Regions from separate parts of the Homo sapiens genome. Here region 1 is linked to region 2. The links are chromatin contacts, found by Hi-C or POLR2A ChIA-PET in ENCODE. All regions are on one chromosome and are shown on one strand. The core of a region is the stretch at or near the end of the contact, and the rest is flanking DNA. Distances in the headings are between cores, read along the strand shown.

Evidence for each region. A loop is a pair of places that touch in the nucleus more often than their neighbours do. ChIA-PET counts read pairs that join two places held with the same protein, here RNA polymerase II (POLR2A).
Region 1: a map of PC-9 shows a loop between it and region 2 (2.5-fold over the local background). The contact joins the promoter of TM4SF19 here to the promoter of SLC51A in region 2. A Hi-C loop is called at or near these places in 1 of 168 maps with a recorded cell type or tissue (PC-9). POLR2A ChIA-PET finds 5 or more read pairs at or near these places in 3 of 52 experiments (CD8-positive, alpha-beta T cell, GM12878 and activated naive CD8-positive, alpha-beta T cell).

Annotation. Positions count from the first base shown.
Region 1 is chr3:196,335,041-196,342,325 of GRCh38, forward strand. It overlaps TM4SF19 (transmembrane 4 L six family member 19), which reads right to left and starts at 3,348. Exons shown (of 5, transcript NM_138461.4): 1 at 3,224-3,348. It overlaps TM4SF19-DYNLT2B (TM4SF19-DYNLT2B readthrough (NMD candidate)), which reads right to left and starts at 3,380. Exons shown (of 6, transcript NR_037950.1): 1 at 3,224-3,380. It also overlaps the pseudogene RNU6-910P. RefSeq lists enhancers at 2,872-4,071, 3,438-3,732 and a silencer at 3,481-3,652.
Region 2 is chr3:196,215,284-196,222,060 of GRCh38, forward strand. It overlaps SLC51A (solute carrier family 51 member A), which reads left to right and starts at 1,251. Exons shown (of 9, transcript NM_152672.6): 1 at 1,251-1,467; 2 at 2,559-2,653. The coding sequence starts at 1,430. LOC105374304 (a long non-coding RNA gene) reads right to left here and starts at 5,108. Exons shown (of 4, transcript XR_001740544.2): 1 at 4,075-5,108; 2 at 3,381-3,476. RefSeq lists enhancers at 3,953-4,102, 4,183-4,362 and a silencer at 4,015-4,309.

The DNA.
Region 1 (7,285 bases), core at 2,098-4,597, 120 kb after region 2:
CTGAGAAGGTGGGGGTTAGGAGAAGGGAGGGGTGCACTGGGAGGGTGGGGGTAGGAGAGGGAAGGGATGCCCTGAGAAGGTGGGGGTTGGAGAGGGGAGGGGTGCTCTGGGAGGGTGGGGGTAGGAGAGGGGAGAGGTGCCCTGGGAGGGTGGCCAGAGGACAGGGGAGGAGTGCACAGGGAGAGTGGGGGTAGGAGAGGGGAGGGATGCACGGGGAGGGTGGAGGTAGCAGAGGGGAGGGGTGCATGGGGAGGGTGGGGGCAGGAGAGGGCAGGGGTGCTTGGGGAGGGGTTGTAGGAAAGAGGAGGGGTGCACTGGGAGGGTGGGGGTAGGAGAGGGGAGGGGTGCACTGGGAGGGTGTGGGTAGGAGAGGGGAGGGGTGCCCTGGGAGGGTGTGGGTAGGAGAGGGGAGGGGTGCCCTGGGAGGGTGGGGGTAGGAGAGGGGAGGGGTGCCCTGGGAGGGTGGGGGTAGGAGAGAGGTGGGGTGCCCTGAGAGGGTGGGCGTAGGATATGAAGCAACAGTGACTCCTACCCCAGGGGCCCAAGGGTCCTGGGGCAGGGTGGGGTCAGGAATCGGGAGGGATGGGGTGTCTCTTCCCCCATCAACCCTCTGGCTGACAGGCCACCGGACTCCTCAGTCACAGCAAGGAACCTGTCCTGCTCCTGGGAGCAGGGCGCCTGTGGAGAACGGCCCCCTCACAGCCTGCCCACACTGCTGCGATGTCCCCGCATGTCTGCACATCCTCCCTCCGAGACGGTCCCATCGTGCAGTGCGGGGCTTGCAGTGTGTAATTCTGTGTTGAGGCAAATTAACCACCCAGGGTGTTAACAACTCACAACTTTAATCCACTGCCCACCCAGATGTCTGACCGGGGCCCAAGGAAAGATGGGTGTGTGGTTGGCCTTTCAAGCGGGTGCTCTAGATCATGGGGCCAGGAGACGCCGTTGTGCAGGAATGCATTTAGTGCCTTCAAATCACGGCACCTCTGAGAAAGCACCGTCTACACACTTCAGCAACATCAACCCCCCTGACGATCTCTTCTACAGAAAACGTTCCCATCAGAAAAGTCTGTTTTTTTTGTTTTTGTTTTTGTTTTGTTTTTTGTTTTTTTTTTGAGACAGAGTTTCACTCTTGTTGCCCAGGCTGGAGTGCAATGGCGCGGCCTCAGCTCACTGCTACCTCCGCCTCCTGGGTTCAAGTGATTCTCCTGCCTCAGACTCCTGAGTAGCTGGGATTACAGGTGCACACCACTACGCCCGGCTAATTTTGTATTTTTAGTAGAGATGGGGTTTCTCCAGGTTAGCCACGCTGGTCTTGAACTCCTGACCTCAGGTGATTCACCTACCTTGGCCTCCTAAAGTGCTGGGATTACAGGTGTGAGCCACAGCGCCCAGCCCAGAAAACTCTTAAAGGGGAAACTAAAAATGATGGACAGCGAGGGAAAACTACCAGCTGGAGCATGGCTTTTGGATGAGTGGAATTCAGAGCCCTGGCTGTCCGCCAATCAAACACTAAAAGCACTTGCCGCACTGCGGCTTCGTGTGAATTTCACCCCTCCTCCTGACTTTATTCCCCTAGAAATTATAACATTTGGAGAAACCCTTCCAAAAATGTGAACCAGGAGGTTAGCAAAGAGGTGGCCTAATTTGATATCTGAAGAGACAAGCAAGATCAGAAGGTAAAACCTTAAAACCAGGCTGCTGGGGAGTTCCTTGTTCTGTCCTGAGGTCCTAGCTAGGTGAGCACGTCATCGGCTAGATGTCCAGGCAACAACAGAAGTGATCGGCTCAATTCCATGGAGGAAGAGACCGCACATTCTCTACATCTGTGTCTCTCCCTCGCCACCCAGCAAGGCTTTTCTTTCATTCTTCCTTCAGTCGGATATTTATTAAGTGATCACTACCTGACAGACACTTGGGGGGCTAGGGATATAACGATGAAAAAGATGTAATCCCTTTCCTTGAGGAGCTTAAAGTCTAGTGGGGACACTGCTGACGCAAAAAGCAATTCTTTTTTTTTTTTTTTTTTTTTTTTTTTGAGACACAGTCTCGCTCTTGTTGCCCAGGCTGGAGTGCAGCGGCATGCTCTTGGCTCACTGCAACCTCCGCCTCTCGGGTTCAAGTTATTCTCCTGCCTCAGCCTCCCAAGTAGCTGGAATTACAGGCATGCACCACGCCCGGCTAATTTTGTATTTTTAGTAGTGATGGGTTTTCGCCATGTGGGTCAGGCTGGCCAAAAAGTAATTCTAATCAAGTGTGGTAAGAAATAGAGCAGACATGAGCAGGGCGGGAGAGGGCCTCTACCCCAGTAATGTCAGGTGACTATCAGGTGATGGCCAGGCGGTTGTTACACTGTCTTTCTAAAATAATATTGGTCACAGCCAGCGTTGGGAAAGACAGTCTCCCAATAGATAGAAAATACCTGAACTTGGTGATCAGCAGCTTCCTGGTAAGAGCTCAGGAATTGGGCGAGTGGGCTCAAGCATCTACACTAAGAAGCAAAATGGTGGAGTTTAGCTGGTGTGTGTGACCTTCCTCTAGTGCTGCTCCGCGGGTAAGGGAAAAACGCCTCAAGTGAGCATGCGCACGACTTCAGTAAACACACTGCGCATGCGGCCCCTCCCAAGTGCCTGTGCGGCAGGCAGGCGCCAAGTCAAGGGTCTAACAGCACATTTGGGTGTCTCAAGTCACGCACTTGGCCCTTTTCCAAGTGTACTTTACTTCCTTTCATTGCTGCTCAAAAACTTTTTAATAAACCTTCACTCCTGCTCTCAAACTTGCTTCAGCCTCTCCCTCTGCCTTAAACCCACTTCTGCCCCTCAGCCGAATCTCTCCCCCGAGAAGGCAAGGATTGAGTTTGCTGCAGACTCGCTGGATTCACAGCTGGTAACAGTAAGTACCAGGCAGGGGCATCCAACTTAAGGTGTCATGGAAGCACATGGAGGAACCTAATCCTATCTGGCAGAAGCAAAACGAAGCTTCCCGGAGGAAGGGCTGCCCATGCCCAAACTTGATGGACGATGAGATACTAGGCAGGAAGAGTATTCTAGGTGCAAAGGCCAGAAGTTGACAGACTGAGGCAACAGGAGAAGGTAAGTGAATGGCGCAAAGTCACACAGACGCCAAGCTGCAGAGCCAGGCTCACTGGAGTGGAAGCGTGCACTCTCATCTGTGAGGCTAGGCTGTTCCCTGGCCGTCACCTCACCCTTTCATCTCTGCTTACCTGCATCTGGTGTCAAGAATCAGAATGGGAGAGACAGAACCTGGAGAAAGGCTGCGTCTTCAGAGTGGGGCTCCACTCCTCCAGCTCCAGGGCTGGACCTGAAGGTTGTCTTTCCAGGACTCTTTCCAGGAGGGCCAGGGAGGCTCTGTATATACGTAGAGGTCACCCAGGCGTGTGTGTGTGCGCGCCCCCACGCCCCTGCCCACAGGCCTGCATTGAAGGCGCTTCCGCTCCCCGGAGAGCCCTGTCCTGATGACCCACCCTCTGCTCATTTTCATGTGATTCTAAGGCAGGAAACGGGAGACATGGCCTCATGAGCTCCGCTGTCCTGATGAGTCACTGGATGCACCCGTGAGAAACACCTCACCCTCCGCTCTCCCCAGGCAGCAACACTTGCCACACCCCAGCTGTTCCTGTCCTCATCTGCCACCCCGCGAAGAATTTCGGCTCTTTGACAGAACAGCACCGAGCAGGGCAGCCACCCCTTTTTCCTCATCACTCTCCTTACCTTGCCCTTGGCTGACTCGATGTGTTGCATGGTTCCTGTACTAGACGTCTAACTTTTTTTTTTTTTTTTTTTTGAGACAGGGTCTCACTCTGTCACCCAGGCTGGAGTGCAGTGGCATGATCTCGGCTCACTGCAACCTCCGCCTCCCACACTCAAGCAATCCTCCCACCTCAGCCTCCTGAGTAGCTGGGATTACAGGCACCTGCCACCATGCCCGGCTAATGTTTGTATTTTTAATAGAGACGGGGTTTTGCCATTTTGGCCAGGCTGGTCTCGAACTGCTGACCTCAGGTGTTCGCCTCAGCCTCCCAAAGTGCTGAGATTACAGGTGTGAGCCACCGCACTCAGCCTCTTGTTCAAGCCCCAGGCCACTATCATCTTGTACCATACTCTCACCAAATTGCTGAGGATTTTGTGGTGCTCTCTGTGTGGGAGATCCGTGACCCTCTATGGACAAGCTCCTATTCAAGATTCAGTTCAAACATTCCCAGTGAAGTCTGCCAGGATTTCTTTACTCCGAGTTAGGTACTTCTTTCTCTATGCTCCCATTGCATTTTAAACATCTAGATATTATATACAGTAAAGTGCACAAATCTTTTCTTTTCTTTTTTTTTTTTTTGAGACGGAGTTTCACTCTTGTTCCCAGGCTGGAGTGCAGTGGCACAATCTCAGCTCACTGCAACCTCTGCCTCCTGGCTTCAAGCAATTCTCCTGCCTCAGCCTCCCAAGTAGCTGGGATTACAGGCACGTGCCACCACGCCTGGCTAATTTTGTATTTTTAGTAGAAACACGGTTTCTCCATGTTGGTCAGGCTGGTCTCAAACTCCCGACCTCAGGCGATCCACCCGCCTCCGCCTCCCAAAGTGCTGGGATTACAGGTGTGAGCCAGCACGCCCAGCCTAAAGTGCACAAATCTTAATGTTAAAGTCTGATGAATTTTTACATGTATACCCTGGTGAACCAGCACAGAAATCAAGATACAGGACATTCCAAATCCCCAGAGGTTTCATTGTGTCGCCTGTCATTCGTATCCCTTGTCCCCAGTGTTAACTTTCATTTTGGCTCTTATAATAATTGATTAGGTTTTAGTTGTTCTTGAATTTCACATAAATGGAATCAAACAGTTTTCTTTAAAAAAAAAAAAAAAAAAGGCGGTTTTGCTGTGTCATCCAGGCGGGAGTGCAGTGGCACAATCATGACTCACTGCAGCCTTTTGCCTTCATAGGCTCAAGTGATCCTCACACTTCAGCCTCCTGAGTAGCTGGGACCACAGGCAAGCGCCACCACGCCAGCTGATTTTTTAATTTCGTGTACAGATGGGGTCTCACCATGTAGCCCAGTCTGGTCTCGAACTCCTAGGCTCAAGTGATCCTCCTGCCTCGGCCTCCCAAAGTGCTGGATTACAAGCGTGCGCCACCGCGCCCAGCCCAGTATGGCTTTTGTGTGTGGCTTTCTTCACTCAATATTCTATATGTAAGATTCATCCATCATGTAATTTATTTTTCTTTTATTGCTGAGTATTATTACATTGGATATTACAACTTTTTCTACTCTTAATGGACATTTATATTTTCAACTTTTGCCTGTTATAAATAATGCTGCTATGAATATTCTTCTGCATGTCTTTTGAAGGAACTATGCACTAATTTTTCCAGGGAATATTCTTAGGAGTAGGATTGCTATCATAGGGCAGGTGAATATTTAATTTTGGCAGATATTGCCAAACAGATTCCCAAAGTAGTCCTAATTTACACACCCACCAGCAGTGTGTGACAGTTCCAGTTTCTACACATTCTCACAAACATTTTTAATTTTAGGCATTGTGGTGGGTGTTTAGTGTAATCTCCTTGTGTTTGAATTTGCATCTCCTTGATGAGTAAGCACCTTTTCATATACGTATTAGCCATTTGAAGATCCTCTTTGAGAAGTTCCCGTCCATGGTTTTTGCCCATTTGTTATGGGTTATCTTTTTTTCTGTTTTCTGGTTCATTATAATTCCAGGTATGAGACCTTTATCAGGTAAATTTATTGTGAATGTTTTCCCCCAGTTTGTGGTTTGACTTTTTACTCTCTTTATTATGTCTTATTTTATTTTATTTTATTTTATTTTATTTTATTTTATTTTATTTTATTTTATTTTATTTTATTTTATTTTATTTTTTGAGACAGAGTCTAGCTCTGTTGCCAGGCTAGAGTGCAGTGCCACGACGATCTTGGCTCACTGCAACCGCCATCTCCCGGGTTCAAGAGATTCTCCTGCCTTAGCCTGCCGAATAGCTGGGATTACAGGCATGGGCTGCCACGCTCAGCTAATTTTCGTATTTTTAGTAGAGACAGGGTTTCACCATGTTGGCCAGGATGGTCTCAATTTCCTGACCTCGTGATCCACCCTCCTCGGCTTCCCAAAGTGCTGGGATTACAGGCGTGAGCCACCCCGCCTGGGCTTACTTGAAGAGAAAGTACTGATTTTAATTAAGCTCCATTTATGCATCTTCTTTTATGGTCAATATTTTTGTGTCTGCTTAGGAAATCTTTGCCCACTTCCCACTGGAGTGTGACTCACTTCTTACTCCACCGCTGTGAGGTCCTTGCAGGCAGGGACTAACTCTTACTCTGCTCTGTATATTCTGAGCCTCACACAGAGCTTGGAACATGGTAGAAGCTCAAGAATGACTTGATGAATGAATTAATTCGTGCAATGCATAATTCATGCAACACAGTCTCTGCACAGAGATTTTACTTCCAGTGATGAAAACAAACGATTACTGAGGAAACCCCTGATGCACATACATGAGAAGGGATCGTTATGACTGGCTATCACAGTTCCATTTTTAAAAATAAAATTGGAACTCTTCATTAATTTTCGTGTCATCCTTGCACGGGAACCACGTTAAACTAATCTGCATCGTCCCAATTTTAGTATATGTGTTGTCAAAGCAAGCACAGTTTAAGTCTTCTAAACTGTTTATGAGCTGCTTTCTATATAAGAATTTCTGTTTTTTTTTTTTTTTTTTTTTTTTTGAGACGGAATCTTGCTCTATTGCCCAGGCTGGAGTGCAGTGGCGCAATCTTGGCTCACTGCAACCTCCACCCCCAGGTTCTAAGCGATTCTCCTGCCTCAGCCTCCTGAGTAGCTGGGATTACAGGTGCCCACCACCATGCCTGGCTAATTTTTGTATTTTTAGTAGAGACGGGGTTTTGCCATGTTGGCCAGGCTGGTCTCGAACTCCTGACCTCAAGTGATCCACCCGCCTTGGCCTACCAAAGTGCTGGGATTACAGGCGTGATCCACTGCACCTGGCCAGCAAAAGAGATTTCGCATGCAGTGTCTGTTAGAACATCTCATATTTAGGCAATCAGAATAACTGAATGGCTGATTGCCGTATATCACTCAGATTTTTTTTTTCTCTCGATATGGGGTCTCGTACTGTCACCCGGGCTGGAGTGCAATGGCACAGTCTTGGCTCACTGAAACCTCTGCCTCCTGGATTCACTCGATTCTCCTGCCTCAGCCTCCCCAGTAGCTGGGATTACAGGCTCACACTGCCACACCC
Region 2 (6,777 bases), core at 1-2,500:
GCAGCTGGCCCCTGAGACGCCTGCCTCACGACATTGTCCTGTCCCAGGAACTGGACTTTAGGAGGAGGGGAAGCTGGAGGGGGATGCAGCTTGACTCTTGGGAGAGACTTTGAGGTGTCTGGGCACAGGAGTGGGGAGTCCTCCGGGTACCCCATCAGGGACTGCTTCCACTGCTTGTATGGCCTCACCAGCCCAGCGCAGGAAGCCCCCTCTCCCTTCCCAGAATTGACCCTCTGCACCCTCTCCTGGGCCCTCTTCTCACTACCTCCATCTCCACCATGCCCCAACAGAGCCCCTCCCCCAGGCCCCTTTGGCCGCTCTCCACACCCCACAGCTTTCTGTCTGACCTGGTTTCTTAGCCTCTCTGGACCTCAGCCTCCTTATCTGTAAAATGGGAATAAGGATACTACTTCCCTTGTAACGCGGTGGTAAAGTTTAAATAAGCTAAGGAACACACTGCATGTCCTGCGGGCCCTGGCACACCAGACATGCTGACAGACGCTGGCTGCTTTCATCAGCTATGCAACCAAATTCTAAGGGGCCCTTCGTATGTGTCAGGCTGCGTGCCAGGAACCTAGAGGTACCACCGTACCACAGTACAAGATGCTGTGTCTGGCTTCGAAGAGATTTCAGTCTATGTGGAGAGAGAGAAAAGGGAAGCTATCAGCCAATAAAATCGTTTGCAAGCCTGTAATTCAGCAGGTTTTCAAGACCTGTCAAATGCCCAGCAATCTCACTCTGCAACTCTGCCTCTTAAATACAGCATCTTCCGGCCCAGCGTGGGGGTGGCTAAGCCCATCATCCAGATGTGATGAACTGGGGTCTGGGAAACCCACACCGGCCTCATCTGGCTTTTCCAGCCTGTCCTCCCTTCCACACATCAGGCTGACAGCACCAAACACGGCCGAGGCCTCAGCCCTGAGTCTCCCCGCTGCAGAGTGCCCAAGCCTGAGTTCCAGCAGGTTCTTCAGGGGCCGCTGACCAGGGAACACTGCGGTGAGGAGCGAGGACTTCGTCCCCACCCCGGCCCAGGGCAGGGGCTTCGTGGTGAGCCCACCCCACCCCAGAAGGCTCCTGGAAGGGCAGGGCAGACTGGCAGCAAAATCCTATAGGATGGGCCGGGCCAGAGGCAAGGGGTGGCCAAAGGCACCTGTCCAAGAGGTGGGAGGGACCACACCTGGGGGCAGGGACGAGTCAGGCACAGGGAACTCCGCCAGCCTAGAGGATCAAATTCCTCCGGGGTGAACTCTGAGATAGAAAGTTGGCCCGGGAAGCTCAAGGAGGGAGAGCGGCAGAGGGGAAGACTCTGCAATTCTGCTTGCCCCCCACCCCGGCCCAGGCAAGCCACCCTGCCCCCGGCCCCCACCTGCCCGCCCCGCCTGCCCTTCCTCACCCCGGTGCCTGCGGGATTGCTGGAGAGAACGCGGCGATGGAGCCGGGCAGGACCCAGATAAAGCTTGACCCCAGGTAAGTGAGGGCGGCGGGCCCTGGGCCAGTCGCTGGGCAGCGGTGGCCCCTATCCCGCGGCCTGTCCTCTCTCCCTCCCAGAGCCCTTTGGCGGCCGCACTCAGAATGAGACAGGACTGGAAATGCTCTAGCTGTTCCTAGGTCCTCAGGGACAACGTGGGTTTGGGCCAGGGTGTGACACTCCAGGGCCTCGGCCTTGCCCCCCAGCGTGGGGAGAGAAAGGTCGCAGAGCGGGGGCTGTGGAAGGCATTCGCAGAGGAAATGGCAGCATCCCTCAGCAGCAGGGGGCCCGTCCGTCTGTAAGGACTCACCCTTCCTCTGGGATCCTGCTCTTCCTCTCTGGTCAGTCCCTGGGCTGCTGCCCGACCCGCATGGAGAGAATCCACGGTGGGCTCTTCAGGCACGGCAGCCAGGCACAGCCTGGCTAGGTGGCAGCTTGTCTTACTCCCCCACCTGGGCCAGTTCTCCACTCCCTCTAAGAAAAGGGCCCTGAGGCCGGGCGCCTGTAATCCCAGCACTTTGGGAGGCTGAGGCGGGAGTCCAGGAGTTTAAGCCCAGTTCCAGTTTGAGTCCTGGAGTTCGAGACCAGTGTCTGAGCAACATGGCGAAATCCTGTCTCTACCAAAAATATAAAAAATTAGCCGGGCCTGGTGGCGTGCACCTGTAGTCCCAGCTTACTCATGGGGATGGGGGTTGAGTAGATCACTTGAGCCCAGGAGGTCAAGGCTGCCTGTATGAGCCAAGACAGACCACTGCACTCCAGCCTGGACAACAGAGCAAGACCCTGTCTCAAAAAGAAAAAAAAAGAAAGAAAAAGGAAGGAAGGAAGGAAGGAAAGAGAAGGGGAAGGAAGAGAGAAAGAGAAAGAGAGAGCAGAAGGAAGGAAGGAAGGAGAAGGGGAAGGGGAAGGGAGAGAGAAAGAGAAAGAGAGAGTGAAAGGAAGGAAGGAAGGAAAGAAAGAAAGAGAGAGAAAGAGGCCCTGAGGGGAAATGGACAAAGTCCTGCACTCAGGAGTGGTTGAGGGTCCAGTGTGCAACCCTCCCCCTTCCCCCAGCCCCCATGGTTCTGAGCACAGGCTGGTGTCTCGCCAGGTACACAGCAGATCTTCTGGAGGTGCTGAAGACCAATTACGGCATCCCCTCCGCCTGCTTCTCTCAGCCTCCCACAGCAGCCCAACTCCTGAGAGGTGAGTGGGGACCCTCCTCAGAGGGAACTGAGAGGAGGGAAACCAGGATAGCTGAGTGGAGCTGGGGAGAGGCGGCCCTGAGCTGGTGCACCTGGGCAGCCGGGGAGAATAACTGGCCCGGTGTCTGTCATCGTGGTTAAGGCTCTGGAGAAGGGCAATGCCTCAAGGAGTCAGTGGGTCAAAAGGGTAGCATGAGAGCCTGGCTCCGGAGAGCAACCGTCATGTTGGGCCTCCACAAAACTGGCCTCAAAGCTCATTCAAACTGCGGACACTGCGACCTGGGGCGCTTTTTCAGACCCCAGAGCCATCTGGGGACCCAAGATGGTGCCCAAGTGGTCCAAGCCCCATCGGGTCTCCTGGAGGGCTGCACGGCATCCGCCCTGGACCCATGTCACTCTAGAGGGTGGTTACGGTGAGTGACGTGCTTCACACAGGTGAACCAGTTGTATTTGTTTTACGATCCAGCCTTTCTGAAAAACCTTTGTCCTCACTGGAGCATTCTGTTGTCGGGTTTTTGTGTGTGTGTTTGTGGGTATTTGCCTCATTCCACCCCTGAGCTCTCAGGTGGACAGATGGGATTCAAAAACCTGTTCTACAGTGTTTATTGTAGTGGAGTAATTTGTTTGCAATAATAAGTCATAATTGTCCACTGAAGGGGAGGGTGTGGGGATCCCCGAGGCCAGCTCAAGTTCAGCTGTTGGAAGAATTCCTTGACTGGAAATTTTACCTTTGCGTTTTGTCGCTCTGTTTCCTGAAGATAACTTGGGGTGCTCCTGGTCGTCCATCTACTGCTTTGATTCCTTGGATCCCACCCATTCTTTCACTTTAAGAAAAAACAAGTAATTGTTGCAGAGGTCTCTGTTTTGCAGCTTCCCTTTTGCAAGAAGCACTTTTTCCAAATAAAACAGTAATTAAAAAAAAAAAAACATAGGTGAACCTGCAAAAGTCCTCGCAGTGTTGGCCAACAAGATTCTATTACTGAATTACTTTTGAAAGTGAAAGGCATTGGCTGGGAGCGGTGGCTCACGCCTGTAATCCCTGCACTTTGGGAGGCCGAGGCAGGTGGATCACTTGAAGCCAGAAGTTGGAGACCAGCCTGGCCAACATGGTGAAACCCCGTCTCTACTGAAAATACAAAAATTAGCCAGGCGTGGTGGCGGGCACCTGTAATCCCAGCTACTCGGGAGGCTGAGGCAGGAGAGTTGCTTGAACTCGGGAGGCGGAGGTTGCAGTGAGCCGAGATCACGCCACTGCACTGCAGCCTGGGCAACAGAGTGAGTGAGACTCCGTCTCAAAAATAAAAGAAAAAAAAGGAAAAGAAAAAGAAAGTGAAAGGCATAGGATGGGGCTCAGCTTATTCCCCGGACACCAAAAACATTGAGAATCACGGCCCGAGCATGCTTAGAGAAAATGTGACTCACGCCTGCGTTTTATTTTGTTTTCCTGCTGCATACTGACTACCTCTGAAATGTTGGATACAAGTCTGTGTCTCTGTAGCACATTTAACACGTTTCCCAGGCAACAGGAAGCTCTCAGTGTGCGTTCTGTTGCAGACGTGGGCGTGTCCTTGGGCTGTGTAGGGCTTCATTTCAGATGATCTGAACCAGAGCGGTTGCCAACTGCCAGTGTCCGGAGATGCCTGGTGGCCACTCTGTGGTTAGTGGCAGTAGGTGGCTGCTACATCTAGTTCCAGTGAACCTCCTGTTGAGAGAGTGCAGCTGGTGGTACAAGCCTTCCCTTACACAGCAGCTGTCCCCCCAGGGAATATTTGGCAGTGTCGGGAGACTTCCGGTTGCCACACTGGAAGGTGCTACTGGCATCTCGTGGTCAGAGGCCAGGAAAGCTGCTAAACTTCCTACAGGGCACGGGAAGAGCCCCCACAGAAAAGATTATTCAGGCCAAAGTGTCAATAGTGCTCAGGTTGAGAAACCTTGCCTCACGCAATGAAAACGGTTCTCACATTGCTTTGCTTCAGAATGTGCAAACGGAAACCCCAAGGCTGTTCAGAACAGGCCATTCTGAGTCTGCTAGTCCAGCAAGCCTCGCCGCAGGCAGAGTGGGGAGGATTTGGCCAGCGGGCCCTCCTGGGACAGGGAAGCTGCGAGGATGAGTTCGGGGACGCCCCAGGCCCAGGGGAGCGAGGTCTGGCAGGATTCAAGGATCCTGGTGGAAGAGCAGGGGACAATTGAGAGGGCCGGGCAGGAGAGGTGAGGCCCGCTGCGCGCCGGGCTGGCGGAGGAGCTGTGCTTTATCCCGCAGCGAGAAGGAGCTCGTGAAGGCTCTGAGGCTGGGAGTGGCTGGATGAAAGTCGTGCTTCTCGGCCATTCGTTAGTAATCAGGATGGACTGCAGAGGAAGAGGCTTAAGAAGCAGGGATGCGGCCGGACACCGTGGCTCATGCCTGTAATCCCAGCACTTTGGGAGGCCGAGGCAGGCGGATCATCTGCGGTCAAGAGTTCAAGATCAGCCTGGCCAATGTGGTGAAATCCTGTCTCTACTGAAAATACAAAAATTAGCCAGGTGTGGTGGCGCGTGCCTGTAATCCCAGCTACTCAGGAGGCTGAGGCAGGAGAATCGCTTGAACCCGGGAGGCAGAGGTTGCAGTGAGCCGAGATCTCACCATTGCACTCCAGCCTGGGTGACAGAACAAGACTCCGTCTCAACAACAGCAAAAAATAGGCAGGGATGTAAATGAGAGGTCGTTGCCCCGGCCTGCCATGCGGGAAAAGAGTCTGAGGCAGGGCAGTGGCAGGGAAAGAAGAGGAAGGGTTGGGAAACAGGCAGTTCAAAGAAAGAGCAGGCAATCTAGGAAAGACCTAGGCGTGTAAGTGCTGGTTCTGGGCAATGGTGACGGCACAGCCAGAAATAGGAGAAGCAGGAAGAAGTGCCTCTGGGAGGCTGTGGCGAAACTCCTTCCTCGCTTCATTTGTAAACTTTGTTGTTCCTTAATTTTTCTTTTTTTTTTTTTTTTTGAGACAGGGTCTCACTGTGTCACTCAGGCTGGAGTGCAGTGGTGCGATCTCGGCTTACCCCAACCCTCCACCTGCTGGGCTCAGGTGATCCTCCCACCTCAGCCTCCCTAGTAGCTGGGGACCACAGGCACATGCCACCAAGCCCAGCTAATTTTTGTATTTTTTTGTAGAGGTGGAGTTTCTCCATGTTGCCCAGGCTGGTCTCGAACTTAAAATTAAATGCTAAGAAAACTATTTCAGGCCAGTCACGGTGGCCCATGCTGCAACCCCAGGAGGTCGAGGTTGCAGTGAGCTATGATTGCACCACCAGCCTCAGCCTGGGCAACAGACCGAAACCCTGTCTCAATTTAAAAAAAAGAGAGAGAGAAAAAAAAGCTATTATTCTAGAAGAATGATTGAATCAATTTTTTTTTTTTAATTTTAAAATCACGGCTCACGGCAGCTCGAGCTCTGGGCTCAAGTGATCCTCCCACCTCATCCTCTCGAGTAGCTGGGACTGCAGGCACACACCACCATGCCTGGGCTAACTTTCAATTTTTGTAGAGACAGAGTCTGACTTCGTTGCCCAGGCTGATCTCAAACGCTCCAGCTCAAGCGATCCTCCTGCCTCGGCCTCCTGAAGGGCTGGGATTACAGGCGTGAATCACTGCGCCCGGCCTTAAAGCTACTTTTTATTGAACAAATACTACACGCCAGGTGCTTTGCTAAGAAGCTTAAGGAGAGGATAAGTAACCTGTCTATGGCCATAGAGCTATTAGTAAGTGGCATTTTACTTTGTTTTTGTTTGTTTGTTTGTTTGGTTTGGTTTTTTGTTTTTTTTTTTTAAGAGACAGAGTCTCGCTCTGTCCCCCAGGCTGGAGTGCAGTGGTGTGATCTCAGCTCACTACAAGCTCCGCCTCCCAGGTTCACGCCATTCTCCTGCCTCAGCCTCCCGAGTAGCTGGGACTACAGGCGCCCGCCACCACACCCGGCTAATTTTTTGTATATTTTTTAGTAGAGACGGGGTTTCACCGTGTTAGTCAGGATGGTCTCGATCTCCTGACCTCGTGATCCGCCCGCCTCGGCCTCCCAATGTGCTGGGATGACAGGCGTGAGCCCCCCCGCCCGGCCTGGCATTTTGCTTTGAACTCAAGTGTCTGACTCCAGTGCTCTA